Linked DNA regions of Homo sapiens: region 2 is linked to region 1. The links are chromatin contacts, found by Hi-C or POLR2A ChIA-PET in ENCODE. All regions are on one chromosome and are shown on one strand. The core of a region is the stretch at or near the end of the contact, and the rest is flanking DNA. Distances in the headings are between cores, read along the strand shown. Region 1 holds the start of NEURL1 (neuralized E3 ubiquitin protein ligase 1). Region 2 overlaps STN1 (STN1 subunit of CST complex).

What was found. A loop is a pair of places that touch in the nucleus more often than their neighbours do. ChIA-PET counts read pairs that join two places held with the same protein, here RNA polymerase II (POLR2A). Pooled maps may share reads with other maps.
Region 2: a map of mammary epithelial cell shows a loop between it and region 1 (6-fold over the local background). The contact joins the enhancer-like site here to the promoter of NEURL1 in region 1. A Hi-C loop is called at or near these places in 1 of 168 maps with a recorded cell type or tissue (mammary epithelial cell) and 1 of 50 pooled maps. POLR2A ChIA-PET finds 5 or more read pairs at or near these places in 2 of 52 experiments (BJ and WTC11).

The regions. Positions count from the first base shown.
Region 1 is chr10:103,490,377-103,495,167 of GRCh38, forward strand. NEURL1 (neuralized E3 ubiquitin protein ligase 1) reads left to right here and starts at 3,329. Exons shown (of 6, transcript NM_004210.5): 1 at 3,329-4,096. The coding sequence starts at 4,012. It overlaps NEURL1-AS1 (NEURL1 antisense RNA 1), which reads right to left. Exons shown (of 4, transcript NR_120675.1): 3 at 4,185-4,359. RefSeq lists silencers at 239-308, 3,538-3,687, 3,698-3,827, 3,908-4,007 and an enhancer at 3,674-4,223.
Region 2 is chr10:103,880,781-103,886,128 of GRCh38, forward strand. It overlaps STN1 (STN1 subunit of CST complex), which reads right to left. Exons shown (of 10, transcript NM_024928.5): 10 at 1-2,061. The coding sequence ends at 1,904. Among named protein-coding and RNA genes, the nearest start is that of SH3PXD2A, 28 kb to the left of the region's middle. Within about 2 kb of position 4,016, at least 2 of the 41 ENCODE cell types and tissues checked have a DNase peak (open chromatin) inside an H3K27ac peak, as active enhancers do; they include mammary epithelial cell, where a contact is called at or near this core.

The DNA.
Region 1 (4,791 bases), core at 2,079-4,578:
CTCCAGCCTGGGTGACACAGCGAGACTCCGTCTCAAAAAAAAAAAAAAAAAAAGAAGGAAAAAAAATTAGCTGGACATGATGGTGTGTGCCTGTAGTCCCAGCTACTCGGGAAGCTGAGGTTGGAGAATTGCTTGAACCTGGAAGGTGGAGGTTGCAAGATTGCAGTGAGCTGAGATCGTGCCACTGTGCTCCCACTGGGCAAGACTCTGTATAAAAAAAAAAAAAAGAGAAATCAGCAAGAAGAGAGCAACAGGGAAGGAAGGGAAGGTGGGAGTGGAGCTGCTGTTGAAGGAAGCTTCCTCAGGTCCCTGCCTGGGGCCTCCCTCTCCTGCATGCCTGTGTGTGCACTCACAACACCTACGCATGCACATACAAGGACACAGGTGTTCGCGAAAGTGCACACGTGTGCACTGACACCCACCCCCTCAGGCACTGCCCGCAGAATCTGCACTGCTGGGTGTGTGGGTGTTGCCACGGTGACTGGTGCTGGAGCATCACCTTGTGGGTATTAATAGCTTCCCCTGAAGCCATCAAAACAGTGACTTCATCAGCCCCAGTCTCCCTGGCAGTTTCCTTCTTCCTCTTCCCTTCCAGGATGGGTCTGGGAAGGGTCTTCTGGATCAGAGCCACCACCCAGGCACCCCACCCCTATGAGCTGCCTTGGGGAAGGATGGCAGGAAGGCCTCTGAGTTCTGCCCAAGGTCTGGGGGTAAGGAGACTGCTGGCCTTCTTTAACCCTCTGAGCTGGGTCTACCCTAAGTCCCTGCCAGGGAGGAGTTGCTGGGGCACAGGACTCCTCAGAAGGGCCACGCTCAACTTCTCTGAGTCCTATGCAGCCACACCAACCTCCTCTAGGTCCCTTCCTGGCCAGAGACCTAGTTGACTCTAACAGTGGTGTCCCCTCTTCCAGTACAGAGCTCCCTGAAGTACTAGGGTGAAGGTAGAGAGGGGCCTAGGGCGTGAAATATAAGAGGACCTAATTCCCAGGCTCGCGCAAGTGCAAGCTTGGTATCTGCATGAACTTGAGAGTTGGCGCCTTCTTCAATTTTGCGCCAGGGATGCCTTGGCTACCTCATCCTATCCCAGCCCTATTGATACTCCCATCAGCTCCTCAACCCTCAGTTCCCTGCCTTTGTCCCTGACGCCTCTCACCTTCCTTTGGGACTCCCTGGGATCACGCTGCCCTGAACTGCAGAACCTGGGCTGCCTCTGGACTCAGGTGAGCATCCGCCTCTGGCCTTCACTTCCCTCCTTCCCTTTGACGTCTTCCTCTCTCCCCTGCTTTGCCCATAGCCCCAGGTCTAGGCCATGTGGGGCCTGTGACATCCCTTTGTCAGGCGCGGTGGCTCATGCCTGTAATCCCAGTACTTTGGGAGTCCGAGGCAGGTGGATCACCTGAGGTCAGCAGTTCAAGACATCCCTGCTGTGCTCTACCTTTGGGGCCTCATCCCCTCCCCCATTCCCCTGCCCACACCAGGCTTCCCTGGAGCCACCGTCTGTAAATCCTAGCTAGGCCCTTGTACTTCAAACACACTCTAGCAGGATGAGTCTCAACTATGCAGAGTCCTCATATTTGTTCTAACTTGTGAAAGGCCTGATTCTAGTGGCCACTCACAGTGACTTCATTCCGGCAGATTTCAGGGGGAATATAAGTGTGTGTGCTTGTATAGGTGTGAGTGTGTGAGATAGTGTAGCGGTGTGTTAGCACATGTGTGAGTGTGTTGCCATTAAGAGCCTGTGGATTTCTGATGCATGAGTCATTAGCTGGGAGTGAGCCTTGGGAAGATACTGCCCATAAATAAGACAGCCATCCCTGACCTGCTGTGGCCATCTGCAGCTGCCTGCACACGTGATCCTGGGCATCTGGGAGGCTGGAGGCCGGGTTCGGGGCTGCCTTTCCCTCCAGATTCCAGAGAGACAGTGGCTGTCACAGATATTTCTAGCTTGCCTGGAGTCCCAGACATTTAAGGGTAGAATGCCTGGAATGGGGATGGAGAGAGGAGAGTAGGAGAGGAAAATAAAGGGTGGTTCAGGAGGCTCTGCCCCCAGGGATCTCAGTGGAGCCTCCTGGCCCACAGTGGGAAGCATGCATTCCACAATTATTTTCTGAGAATCTGTCACATGCCAGGCATTCCCCCAGTGGGTAAGGACACCCTGGTGAACACGACTGACCTGTGCTCTCCCCTCACAGAGCTTATGTTCTAGCAGGGAGGCAGAAGATAAACGAGGAAAGGCTACTTGTAAACAAGTTCCATATAAAAGCTATGATGAAAATAAAATGGAATATTGTGGAAAGTGACTGACAGTGGAGGGGGTCCTTTAGTTGGGGCAGTCAGGGAATGTCAGGACACGAATTGTGCCTAGATAATGAGGAGCTGCCAAATGGAGACTTGGGGGAAGAACCTTTATTACAGAAAAGGATACATGAGATGTCCCCCTGCCCACCCATGTCTTCACTGGACTCTGGATCTGAGTTGCTGAAGCCAGAGCAGGGAGCTAGAGATGACTTAGAGGAGCAGGAAGTCTGATTCCCTGGGGGGAACCTTGGAACATCTTCCATCCCTGATAGACCAGGAGAGATGCCCCGGGTCCAGGAAGGAGAAGAATGACTTCTGTTTCCCTTCCTGAAGGCTTCTTGGTGCAGTGTTGAGCTACAGGAAGGCACTAGCCACATGAGCAGGGCCCTTGCTGAAACCCCCTTCCTCCAGGAAGCCTTCTTTGACTGCCATAGGCTGCAGAGGCTCCTCTCCCCCACCTTGTTATAGCTAACAGAACCACTCAGTTCAGAGCTGGTGGTCTTCTGATGATCTGTCCCGGAGATCTGTTCCCTCAGCTTGGCCAGAGCTCCAGGCTTGTGAGTCTGGTCCGCGGGCATTCAAAGGCCCTCAGTGGCATCTGTGCATCAGTGAGACTGCCCGGGGTTCCTGCTCTGAACCCTTGCCCTAGTGCCCCTAGCCTGGCTGAGAACGGAGGGTCAAGTGCCGGGGTTCTAATCTCAATTACTTTATCCAAGCATCCGCTCGCTCATTTACATGTTTCCCTGGGCTCTCCACTCTGCGCCAGGCCCGGTACCTGGAGCTAGGGAAACCGAACATTAGTGCTGGCTCGCCCGCCCCCGCATCCGGGGAGCTCGGCGTTCTCGCGGCCCTGCTCCCCTTGTTTTCAAGTGCAAGTTCCATGTTTCCGTGCTGGGAATAAGGCCAGCCCCGGGTGCCACCATACTCGCCTGATGTCTTACCCCGACCCGCGCCGCCGAGAGCTTGCGGCTACGGGAACGCGGCGCGCCCCGGGGCCACATCTGGCCTAGCGGGCGCGCGCGTGTCACTAAGACGCTCATTCACCGGCGCAGCTGTCACCATAACAACCGGAGCGAGGGAATCCTGGAGACTGCCGGGGCGGGGGGCGGGGGCGGCGGTCGCAGGAGGGACCCGGCGCGGGCGGGACCGCGGCGGTCGGGGGACACCAGCTGCGTCGGAGCGCCCAGAACGCCCCGCGCTCCGCCGAGCCCCGCTCCACGCAGACCCGCGGGCGGGAGGGAGCCACGCACATCGCCGCCGCGGCCGTCTCCGCGGGGCGGTAACCGAGCCTGCCTCGGAGCCGCCGAACGCCCACGCCAGCGACCCTGACTCTATGGCCCCGGGGGAGCGCGCCGGAGCCGCCGCGCCGCCCACCCCCAGCCGGAACCCTAGCGTCCCGGGGAGCAAGCGGGGAGCCCCGGGCGTCCCCGGCCCCGGCCCAGGGCCCTGCTTGTGGCCCCCGCTCCCGCCACGGGGCATGGGAGGCAGGTAGCCCAGCCTGCGCCAGGACACCCGTGGCGGGCGGAACCCGCCAAGGACCGCGAAGTCCAGAGAAAGGAAGCTGAGGAGCTGCCCGCCCGCCCCCGGCTGCAGCCCCAGCAGGGCCCTCCCCCGGTGGCGCGCACCCGCGCGCGCACACTCGCACACCGCACCTCAGCGCCTGCCCGGCCTCGCCCCCACCCGCGAGCGCCGAACCTCCTGGGGCCGGATGCCATGGGTAACAACTTCTCCAGTATCCCCTCGCTGCCCCGAGGAAACCCGAGCCGCGCGCCGCGGGGCCACCCCCAGAACCTCAAAGGTAGGCTCCCCGGCCGAGCGCTGCTGGAGGACTGGGGCGCAGGTGGAGGGCCAGGGAGGTGTGGTTGGGGAGGGCGGGCAGACGCCACCTGTTGTGCGTGTCTGGAGGCCGGAGATGCACCTCTGGCCGTGGAGTGGGCTGGGGGTGGAGGGCAGCCGGCGATGATGGTGATGGAGGATGGCGTCCCGCGGGGTCTGCGCAGTTCTGTCTGCTGGCACTGGGAACGTCACTGGAGTCCCCTCAGGCCATGGTCTTAGGCGAGCCTGAAGAGATGGGAAAGGATGTTTGCCAGGTCGATAGGGGAGTGGGGAGTGAGGAGGGAAGCTTGGGTCGTCCGTGTCTCCAGGGAGGCACCTCGATGGGTCTCCTTTCCATCGGCCCTAGGGCTGGAGAGACCAGGCTGGGAGCACTAGTTGCATTTCCAATGGGAGGGTTTTAAAAATTCAGGACAGGATTACAGCAGCCTGGAAGAAAGGGTCAGAGCTGCTGGTTCCTGGGGTCCTTTGCAGCCGTTGGGTTTTTGCATCCATTGAATTAGTTTGATTTCTGGTTTTCCCAAAGACCAGATATCCAGTCAGAGCCCTAGAAAAGAGGGTCTGGGAGCCTTGAAACAGAGGGACATTTACTAGGAATGTCTTTGCTCTTCACCTCCCCAGATCCACTCAGCACCCTCAGGGTGGCCCTAGGCCCAGTCT
Region 2 (5,348 bases), core at 2,766-5,265, 390 kb after region 1:
CACTGAACAAAGGAACCTGAGAAGGAGCAACCAGAGAGCTTGGTGTCCTGAAAGCCAAACGCGGAAAGTACTTCCAGGAGAAGGGAGTGGTCGACTGTGTGTGTGTATATATATATATATGTACATGTGCTACATTTATAAAGACCTCCATGCAGAAATATACACTCTCTCTACGGATATATACATACACACAGGGAGCTGTAGATAATGGTGTTATACTATAGAAACAGATCTATAACTCTATCTACTTCCCACTAAATCTACTAGGGACAGTGTGCCATGGCAACACTGTCTGTCTGCTTTCATCATTTTTTTCATAGCTGCATAGTATTTCATTGTGCCCAAGAACCGTAATTAACTTTTTCCCTATAGGTATTTTCCCCAATATAGAATTCTAGATTATACAGCAATGAACACCTTGTGCAACCATCCTTTCACACTTGTGTAGCCATCTCCTTGAGATAAACCCCTAAGAGCAGAGTTGCTATAGGCAAGGGTATGCCCTTTTTACCTTCTGATTCTGAACTCCTTCCTGGGCAGCCCCACTAATCAGATGCATTCAACGTGGAACAGCTGCTGACCTCAAGGAAGAACTGCCCAGGACATCATTCCAGGCAGACTCTATGCTAGGGACCCTTCTGTACACAGAGAAGATGCAGGGCAGCCACTACATAATCACTGTTAGAAATCAGCAAAGGTTTGCATCATTACAAAAGTCTATGACAGGAGGCAATCTACTGGTTCTAGCTCTCAGCCTGACGTATCGAGCTGCAGCGGACTTCTGCGTATAAAGACTGTCCTGTTTCCACGGAGAGAGGAGCAACTCTCCAGGCCTAAAGGATCTCCAGCTGAGCCACGAAGAGCTTATCACATCAAGAGCAAATGCAGCAGACGAAGGCAGTGCCTTCTGTGAAATGACTGTAATTAACTCCAAATCTTTCTCCACACTTTATTTTTGCTGGCTGGATTTGTCATTTTGCTGTCAGAACAGGCCTACAACATACCTCAGATGTTTTTCCTTTACCTTGTCATTCTGAGCAAAAGCATGACTCCATCACCTGTCTGGGCACATACCGAGTCTTTGTCTGGATGGTGTCAGCACATCCTGCACACTCAGCGGCAACCCTGAAAATAACATCTACCACCTGCCAGGCAATTGGCTGACTGCCTCCGTGATCTTCAGGGGCATCGAGGGACAATGTATTTAGTCATGCACCTCTGTAAGTGCAGGGAAATGTACTGGGACACCTTTCGATTCCCAAGGAAATAAAAGGAAAATGACAAACACATAGTCACGCTGTGGATCCCTGTTTATTCCCATCTCTGGGCAGGCCTGTAAAGAGCATCGACCCAGGTCTCAACCCCACTGCTGGTAACTGAGCCACAGAAACTGTAAGCACTCATCCAGGGAGAACTACTCCCCTAAACCGGTTCTTAGCCAGCAAGAGAGGCCCACAGGAAGGTCTCTGATAACCTGAAGTTTTGAAAAGCTTAGAACTGTGTGATCAGGCCATATGCCCCTCAGTTCCTGAATGTTCACTACCCTGTGGTGTCCCTTTGCCATGGAAGAGACTCCAACCACACACATCAGTTAAGCTGCCAACACTGTTTCCTCCCCATTCTGCTCTGCGAACAACGCACAGTCCAGCCAGGAGCTCAACAGGGAGGGTTTTCTTGTTGTGTCATGGCTGAGATCAAAGTCATTGTACACCAAGGACATAGTGGACAGAAGGGAGCCAACAACATTTATGCCAAATCCCATTCCCAAGATGACTATATTTTATAGTTTATTATGAGGTAACTGCCTCCAGACAGATAAGCCCCTGCATGATGCTGAAAGTCAGAGCCTGGGGGTGAATGCCACCTTATCTTTGTCCTCCTCAGCTGGTCTGCGTGTCTCTGCTCAGAACGCTGTGTAGTAGTGCTCCATTGTGCTGACAATGTCACTCTGGTCCTCCAGGAGCTCCAGAACTTGCTGCAGCACAGCCTCGCTCAGGCCCGGGCGGATGCTCAGGCGAGCACAGGCCAAGATGTGCAGGAAGTGACAGCCCTTCTCCATGTCTGCAGGAAAAAGGTAGGTGGCTGAGTGTGGACACAACTGTCAGGCCCTCCTCTGTCCTCTCCATACCTGACTTGGCATCTGCATTCTGACCAGATCCCCAGATGATCTTTATGCACATTAAAGTCAGAAATGCATGATCTACCTGATCACAAAAACAAAACAGAAACACCTGTTCTCAGGCCCCTGATGTCACCACGGCGACATGGAGCCACTGCTCAGGGACTCTGAACTTCAACCTTCAAGGATTCCCAATCAAAGATTTTTTTATCTGTAACCTAGTGGATTTTTAGTGCTTGATAAACTTTTTTCTGTGGGGTAATTACATGTATAAGTGTAACGTATTCAGTGCCAAACCTCTAGTTTCTCAGGGAGGAGCCCTCTTGAAACTCACAGCAGAGCTGGTTTGCTGCAGCCTCCGTATGCTTCCCCCTAAGTCCTGATTTGATGCGGCTGCCTGGTGAGAAGGGATTCCTACCTTTGGCCTGTTCTCATTCCTCTCTTCCTGGCTTCCAAAAGTCTTATCTGTGATGGTTGTATTCCTAGTAACCTCTTATGCTCTGCCCCAAACTAAGACCATCTAGTATACAACAATACAAATTCAGAGTTAGTAACCTCTTTCCTAGTTGAAATCAATGACTTAAACGTTGGTAATGAGAAAATGAAATAACTTTTATCTGAAGAATGCAAGTCCTTTTAATTATCAGGCCCAGAGAGACACGACCATGAAACGGAAATCACGCCCTACTCCTACATATTCACCTCGGAAACTGCTTGCTATTGGCACAAGTAGTTATAAATTAGCCTAATAATGCCAAATTGAACACTATAATCCACACCCTATGGCTTAACAATGTATAGCCAGTCACCAATCAATGTTATCTATAAACCAATGAGAATTCCTGACAAACAACTTTGTATCAGCCCACTCCCTGTCCTCCTTTTTGGCTTTTAAAAATCCACTTATGGGCTAGGTGCAGTGGCTCACGCCTATAATCCCAGAACTTTGGGAGGCCGAGGTGGGCGGATCACCTGAGGTTGGGAGTTCGAGACCAGCCTGGCCAACATGGTGAAACCTCCTCTCTACTAAAAATACAAAAATTAGCCAGGTGTGGTGGCATGGACCTGTAATCCTAGCTACTTGGGAGGTTGAGGCAGGAGAATCACTTGAACCCAGGAAGCAGAGGTTGCAGTGAGCCGAGATTGCGCCACTGTACTCCAACCTGGGTGACAGAGTGAGACTCCATCTCAAAAAAAAAAAAAAAAAAAAAAAAAAAATCCACTTATCACTGCTGCTAATCAGAGTGTATATTCAGAGAAACCTGAATCTGTGCTCCCCAGCTGCAATCCTGAAACTTGGCCCAAATCAACTCTCTGCTTGTATTAATTTTGCCTCAGCTCCTTCCTTTTAGGTCGTCGGCAGTAGTCAAACTGGGGGTTGTGCCTATTAGGGGATAACGAAACCAATTTTTGTAGGTTGCGATCAGCAACTTTTTCTTACCAAACTCAAAGAGAGCAGAAATAGAACGTTACAGAATATCTTGCATTGTAATTTGGATACATATTAATTCATGAAACTTAATTTCATATACATCTTATGCATTAGAATTATATAATTTATTGGGTCATGATGTAAAATGTATTTCTAACTTTGAGTCAAAGTCAAACTTCTTTACCAAAAGCAAACCCTCTCCAGTTGTCACAGTTTAAAACTCCATGGCAGGCGCAGGCATGGTCTCTCTCTGCCGTATACCCAGTATCTGGCACACAAAAGGTGCTCCACAAAGTCACTGAAAGTTGTTTACAGATGAAAAATGCTTTAGGCTTCAGGAAGGTGCTCGAAGAGGTATTGCGGTGTGAGGCAAAGCACGGTTCAAGGTTTGGTGCACTTCTGTAGCTTTGGGCAAGCCATCCCTAGGCCTGAGTGTTCTCAGCTGTGGTGAAAACCACTTCCAAGGCCCTTTCCAACCCTAAGGTTCAGAGACTGCTCCTGGGCTAACAAAAATTTGCTAAATTCTGACCTCTAGTGGCTGTGTCCACTCATTACTCCTTCCAACTGGGATTGCTGGCATCTATACTTCCAGGCTGTTTCTTCAACATTCACTCCATAGACTTCCTGAACACCTACTATGTGTGCATTGCTGAGCAAGGAGGAGCAAGTAGAGCTTGGCAGACCTGGAGCTGCCACTGGAGTCCACCACACCAGAATTCAAGCCCTGGCTCTACAACTGGGACAAAGTCACTCCCGGGAACAAAACCACTTCCTTCTCAGGGTGGCTGTGTGGATGAGAGACCAGGGGGAACTACTATGATTTGGTTCATCATATCCGTAATCCAAGAAGATGAATGTAACTTAGTTCCTGCTCTAGAAAAGCTTCATCCCTTCCCAAGAAGAAAAGCCTCTCAAGGAGGAAGAGCTGACCAGCAAGCAAGGATAGGTTTGATGATGGAGGGTGAGGGGCTCCAACCACACAGACCTGCACACGGTAGGGAGGAGCAGAGGGAATTTAGTGCTGCTCAGCTTTTAGTTTCTGCAAGGCCTGGATGCTTGGACCCAGGGCTCAAGGTGACTTACAGGCATCCATGGGGCCCAAAGCAGTGATGCTGACTGTCTCAGAGGCCTTCAACTATTTAGTCAGAAAGGCTGTTCTGCTGAGGGTTATCTGGTGAGGCTGTTCAAAAGTGATCTCCAGTCACTTCGGTAATGTGAACTTAGACTCCTCTCTATTTTTAATTTTTATTTTTTGTAGAGACAGGGTCTTGCTATGTTGCCCAGGCTGGTCTCGAACTCCTGGCCTAAGCAATCCTCCCAAGCATTGGGATTATGGGAGTGAGCCACTGTGCCTGGCCTTAGATTCTTCTCTAAGTGAGAAATTATTATAAAACAGTAAAAGTAGGAAAGGCCAGCAAGGAGCTCCCCAGGGGTTAGTACAATTACATAATTCGACTCTTCTGGAACAAACCCACAAGCCGAAGCAGACTTTTCTGAAAAGTGTTTGCCTGGCAGACATAGTTATCTTATGACGGATCACTATGAGCGGTGATAACTGCGCCTTATATTTTCCCAAGAACTTTCACATGTAGCCTGATTCATACTATACCCCATCATACCTCCACCAGAAACCACAAAGGCTAATGTTCTAGAGACCCAAATGACATAAAGATACATTTCAGATATAACCTACTACTATAACTACAAAAGGTTAAACTTCTTTAAGTCTTTTTTAAAAGTTTGTCTTAAGTTTAAAAAAAAAATCCTCCAGTATAAGTAGTGTTATATGGTACTCAG